2 separate regions of the Homo sapiens genome follow, and region 2 is linked to region 1. Evidence: chromatin loops called from intact Hi-C (ENCODE). Cell type or tissue: Caco-2. All regions are shown on one strand. Links, peaks and the distances in the headings refer to the core of each region. The heading gives the core; the rest is flanking DNA.

What was found. Hi-C counts contacts between places; a loop is a spot of excess contacts. Peaks named below come from ENCODE experiments on the same cell type or tissue, not always from the same donor. Only the 100,000 strongest peaks of a DNase experiment are listed, where the experiment ranks them.
Region 2: it touches region 1 in a loop (6-fold over the local background); 12 of 110 quality-filtered maps call a loop at or near these places.

The regions. Positions count from the first base shown.
Region 1 is chr12:62,523,630-62,526,546 of GRCh38, reverse strand. MON2 (MON2 regulator of endosome-to-Golgi trafficking) reads right to left here. Exons shown (of 35, transcript NM_015026.3): 9 at 1,908-2,032; 10 at 1,327-1,463; 11 at 445-598. Among named protein-coding and RNA genes, the nearest start is that of MON2-AS1, 40 kb to the right of the region's middle. In Caco-2, for the core only: no CTCF peak of the experiment used is centred there; no DNase peak of the experiment used is centred there.
Region 2 is chr12:62,434,290-62,437,206 of GRCh38, reverse strand. No RefSeq gene overlaps it. Among named protein-coding and RNA genes, the nearest start is that of MON2, 31 kb to the left of the region's middle. RefSeq lists an enhancer at 1,289-2,098. In Caco-2, for the core only: no CTCF peak of the experiment used is centred there; DNase peaks (open chromatin) are centred at 1,356 and 2,286; H3K4me3 peaks cover 1,403 bases.

The sequences.
Region 1 (2,917 bases), core at 174-2,673:
TAAAACAACTTTTCTTACATATAGAATTCTGAAAATTAGATATATCACTACTCCCATTGTATAGATGAGAGAAATGAGGTTTAAAAAAAAGAAAAAAAGATTAATTTGCTGACAGTAACTCAGCTAATATTAGAAGACCTAAGCCCAAGTGGTCTGAAACTAATTCATATACTTAAACCAAAAAGCTGTATAGGAGAGCTAATAGGTCCATATGTAAAGAAATCACATTTTGTTTTATAATGCTGTTAGTCTACAAACAGCACAAAAGAAAACAAATAAAATCCAGTCCTAGATACAATTTTCAAAATATGACGAAAGAAAATGAGCTCTAAAATACCTTAGAAGTAGTGGGTCTAAAATTTAAAATACAATAGAGAAGAATTTTAGGTTAAATATCACCCCCAACAACATCATTCCTTATAAAATAATGCTGCTACTACTTACTAGGTGGCTTTAGCACTGCCTTGAACTGTGATTGTCAGAATAGGTATCCAGGTTCCCCTATATTCAAATGCTGGTAGCAAAGTAACACCTCCACCAATCCCCACCATTCCTGAGTTAGCTGGTGCTGAGACTGAGCCACCTAAATTATTGTTTCCTGTTAGAGAAGAAGGGAAAAAAAGAAAAGACACTAATTTACTACTTGACTACAAATCAGTAATAGTCAAACACCTGGCCAATCTTTAAAAAAAATTTCTGTGCTATCAGAATGGGTATTGCAGAAATAAATGAAATTTATCAGTACTACTTTGTCTATCAGAGAATGTTCCTATTTCCCTAAAATACCATTTCCCTTTTTAAAATAAAAGCTGCTAGGGGAAGTAAAAATGCTGATAAATGTTTAGCCTTTCATTAGACCACTTTTTATCAGAAGTGGGAATAAAGTATACAAAACCATCACTCAGTACAAAGTGGAAGAGAAAGAAGGTAAAGGGAAACAACAAACCATACAGATTCCCAAACTCCAATGACCATGTTAACCCCTTTAAGAGAGGGACTAAGTCTTCCTAAGGTGGTAACCATCTAGACTCTTCAAAGGGAGTCATCAAATAAAGGTTCTTTTAAAATGAAGATTAGCATCTAAACTTTTGTTCTTATGTGATCAGAGAAACTGAAAGTATGTCAGAGAAGAAAATCTATTCTGGAAAAAAGAAACACAACTGCTTCATTGAGATCAGATTATTCTTTCAGTGCAATTCTTTACTACCAACATGTTTAGGTAACCCAAATTTCTCTAGTCACAGAATTTCATAATATCCTCTCAGAACAGTCAATACTGTAACTTACGGCAGAATATAAGAAACAAAATTATGAATATGTTTTTACCAGCTTGGTTGCTTGTTGCAGGATTTCCAGTAGGGGGGACAAGAAACAAGGACTGTATAAAAGATCCCAGTGCATTTACAATATCACGAAAAACCTTGGTAGAATGCTGTTTCATATCATAGGACTGACAAAATGACCTGTAAAATAATTTAAAAGGTTTTTGGGAAAAACATTTGAATATATTAAAAACTGTAAACCTTTTTATAGCAAGTGATATTACTATAAGAGTTACCAAACTATACTAAAACATTCTTCATTACAACTCAGTAATTTTACCAATTTAGGACAAAGGTTCAGATAGAGGTCACAGTTCTAAAAAAATTATTTTGGCTATATTAAATCAGTAAATTCAGACTGATGTCTATCACTCACCACATGTGTTTACCTCACAGTTCTTTTCCACATCTACACGCCCTACCCGTCCTTATAGATACAATACCCTATTTTCTTTGTTTAGAAATCACTAATATTGGGAATAAATACCAAAAGTCTTCTGACTAGTTTATTAACCTATTATAGGTTAGTTTACAGGTTAATAAACATTAACCTATCTATTTAACAAACTATTGCTGAGGTTTTACCTTAATAGTTGAGGCTGCACACAGAATCTGTGTATTGATTCCACCGCAACAGCTCGTAGCCACTGTGGTTTATCTGCATCCAGAAATTTCACCAGAAGTGACAGAAATATCTCACATTCAGTTACCTAAAAATATATGATTTTTAATACTATTTCTTTGAATCAAAGAGAAGAATTATAGACTGTGTTCTTATTCTTAACTTAGTGCTATGGACAAACCAATAAAATCTTTTAGATTAGAAATCAAACTCTTAATGGGGAGTGGAGAAACAGAGAAAGGAAATGTAGTTATACATGGAAACATTAACAGTAAAAATAATCACAGTGTTTCTCTAAATATATACCTGAAAACATTAGTAATCTGCTAATACGGTTAATCCTTTATCCTTGCTCTTTAGAAAGCAGATAATACCATCATGCCATCTCCATTTCTAAAAACTGCCAGACAGCATGTACCACATAAACTGCTGACAGGATGCACGTTCTACTCTTCAGAGCAGTTTTTTCCATACTTTCTTTTGCTACTAAAGAAACAAAGAGGCAAGCCAAAGGGTGCTTAGTATAAATTTTATAGTAGAAAAATAAGGAGGAACCTATAGCAGTTGACAGATGTAAAGTATATAACTATTAGAACAGGGCCTGTACTGCTAATTAAGTATTAATTATCATTACTGTTGTTGCTAATATAGACCATTTCTCAGCAAGCTCTTTATAAATAAATAATGTTCAAGGCACACCCAAGGCATTAATCATTACATGTCTGATAACTGAATGAACAAACAAAAGCTAACCCGTTCATCCAAAGGTAAATGGATTGTTTTTGTTACTTATTAATTGACAATACAGCAGGACCTCTGGGAGGTAAAAATTAAGCTGACATGGTGATTATTAGGCCAAACTGATTCTTGCTACTAGGTACAGCAAGTTATTGGATGTTTTAGCTGGGGTATCTCAAAATGAGTGAACCATAATGTGAGACAAGAAATTTGGGGAAATATAGTAGCCCTCAGG
Region 2 (2,917 bases), core at 220-2,719, 89 kb after region 1:
GCTTTTTTAGTATCATAATTTTGAATTCTTGGCCGGGTACAGTGGCTCACACCTGTAATCTCAGCACTTTGGGAGGCGGAGGCAGGCGGATCACTTGAGGTCAGGAGTTCGAGACCAGCCCGGCCAACATGGTGAAACCTCATTTCTACAAAGATACAAAAATTAGCTGGGTGTGGTGGTGCACGCTTGTAATCCCAGCTACTCAGGAGGCTGAGGTAGGAGAATCCCTTGAATCCAGGAGGTGGAGGTTGCAGTGAGCTGAGATCATGCCACTGCACCCCAGCCTGGGTGACAGAGCAAGACTCAGTCTCAAATAATAAATAATAATAATAGTATTGAATTCTTTTTCCAGGATTTCATGAATTTCTTTTTGATTGGGGTCTGTTGCTGAGGAATTATTTATTGTGTTCCTTTGGAGGTGTCATTTCCTTGCTTTTTCAAGCTTCCCTTATTCTTACGTTGATACCTTCTCAACTAGTGTAATAATCACTTCTTCCAGTTTTTTGAATTTGCTTTTATAGGGAAGACATTTTCCTGAGGAGTATCAATGGTGTTGGTTGGGTGGGGCACTTTGGCTTTGCTTCTGGATACCTGTGATAGTGTAGACTCTATGATTTCTTCAGCTGTTAACAGTTTCAGTAGTATTTTTGATTTCCTCAGTGGTTTAGGGTTGGGTTATTAGTGGAGGCTATGCAAAGTTTTGCTGAGGATAGGGAAGCCAAGTGGGCCGGTCTTTGGGCCCCAGTGGTGGCAGCAGTGGGCTGAGTATGCCTGAGCTGGGCCCTGGGCGAATGCTGGCTGATGTTAGCTGGACCAGACCCAGGCCAGTGGACCCTTGGACCTCCAGTAGCTTGCTTAGAGTCTGGTAGTGGCAACGGTAGGCTAGGCGGGCGAGCCCGCTCTTGGGTTTCTAGACAGTGGGCGTGGTGTGGGCAATGGCGGTAGCAGGAAGACCCTCTGGGTCCTGATCGGTGTGCACTGGTGTTGGCTGTGGCTGCGGTGCCGAGTCGCCATCCACAGCTCCAAACCTGCAGCTCTCAGGCCCTCCTGCTCTCTGATACAGCAGTGCCACAGCACCGTGCAGAGTGTGGGAGGGACCCCACCCCTCCCTTCATGTGCAAGCCCGGGCACGGAGGCCACAACTCCAATGGGGTAGTCACCCCTCACAGCCCCAGACAGGCAGCCCTCCAACCTGCCTGCCCTACCTCTGGGGGTAGCGGCAGTGGCTGTGCCTGCAGCGGTGTGCAGAGGGGAAGAGGTCTCACTCTCTACAGCGTTAGCACAAGGTGCAGATGCTGCTCGGCCTCTGGATGGGGACTTCTCTCTTCTCTTACAAAGCGGAGCAGAGTTTGTGCTGCCGCTGGGGGCAGAGTGACTTCTCACAGCCCCAGGAAAGGAAGCTTCGGGCTCTGGAAAACTTGCTCTGGTTTCTTTTGCAGCAGCTGCAGCCTTTCGTCCTTTCCTTAGGGAGTCGTACTCCCTGTGGGCTAGAGTACTGGAGCCCCTGCAGCACCTTTTGGGTCCAGCCAGCGCTGTACCATTGCAGCTGTCCAGTGGACACTGGGGAATGTCAGCAGGAGATCCTGGGATGTGGAGATACGGGGGCTGTGGTTCCCAGGGCAGGGTGCAGTCCCGTGGTGGCTGCACTCCTGCAATGGCACCTGCCGCAGCTCAGGTGGGGTGTGGTGAGAGACCCAGGGCGAGTTTCCTGTCTGGTGCATTGCCCTCTCAGGGTCTCCAAACTACCGCCCAAGCACCGCCTGGGTACCTCTGGGTGGGGGAGCTCCCCGCGCTTAGGATCGCAGCAGTTCGCTTAGGGATGCAGACGTCGAGCCCTCTCACTTACCCTCTCGCCGCAATACCGAGGCCCTCGGGGCTCCTAGCCCATTTCAGCAGAGCTGACTGCTCACTTTCTTTTCCTGAACCTTAGGTATTCCTCTGTTGGACTGTCTCCTAGATGTTCTATTCCAGGTGTGATGATCTATTCACAGGTTTGCTTCTTCTTTCTAGGAGGCGGGGGGTGTCTGACGTCTGTAGTCAGACATCTTGAACTGGACGATCCAGAGGACAGTTTTAATAAGGGAATGCTAATTCCTGGAAAACAGCAGAGTAGGAACTGCTAGGTTCCAAGCTTCACCATGTGTAAGCCCATTTTCTTGGGTAAACTTGCCCAGAGGGGCGTCTGGTCTCAGTCCAGTCCTGAGACATCAGGGGAGGATGGAGGAGGCTGTGGAGCTGAGCAAGTTCTCCAGGACACGGCGAACCTGCTTCCCCACTCAGACACAGCTGCGAAGCTGCCCTTCCTGTATTGTCACTCTGCAGCTCACCTCCTTGTTCTGGGATTCTGGGCAGGCGCTGTGGACACTCTTTGGGTAATAGTAAAACCCCGAAAAAAAAAGAGAGGGAAAACGGCCTTAGATAAAAATATTAATTATATCAGAGACGACCTCACTAGAATGGAGAACTAACGTCGTCATCAATCCAGTGCTACTCACACTTGAGCACTAAAGGGAAACTAATGGCAGAGGAGGGTAAAGCATGCGTGGGGTGGGTTGTAGGACCCAAAACGGTCTTGGGGAAGTAGTTTTCTATTATAGCTTAAAAATAATTCATTAAGTCTTGAATTGTATTTTCTATGAGATCTGTTTGTTTTGCTATAAAACGGTTTTAAAATAGTTACCACTGAGCAAAACTGATACTCCAAGAAGATGTACTGTGTTCATCCTGTGACTCTACTGTGACGTTCGCCTCAATTTGAAAACACAGATCTATTCCTTTCTTTAGTTTTGCCTTAATATAAAAGTTCCCCACACCTCAAATTACTGGGAGAAAATTAAGTTGTTAAAAAGAGACAGGCGGCCGGGAGCGGTGGCTTACGCTTGTAATTCGAGCACTTTGGGAGGCTGAGGTGGGCGGA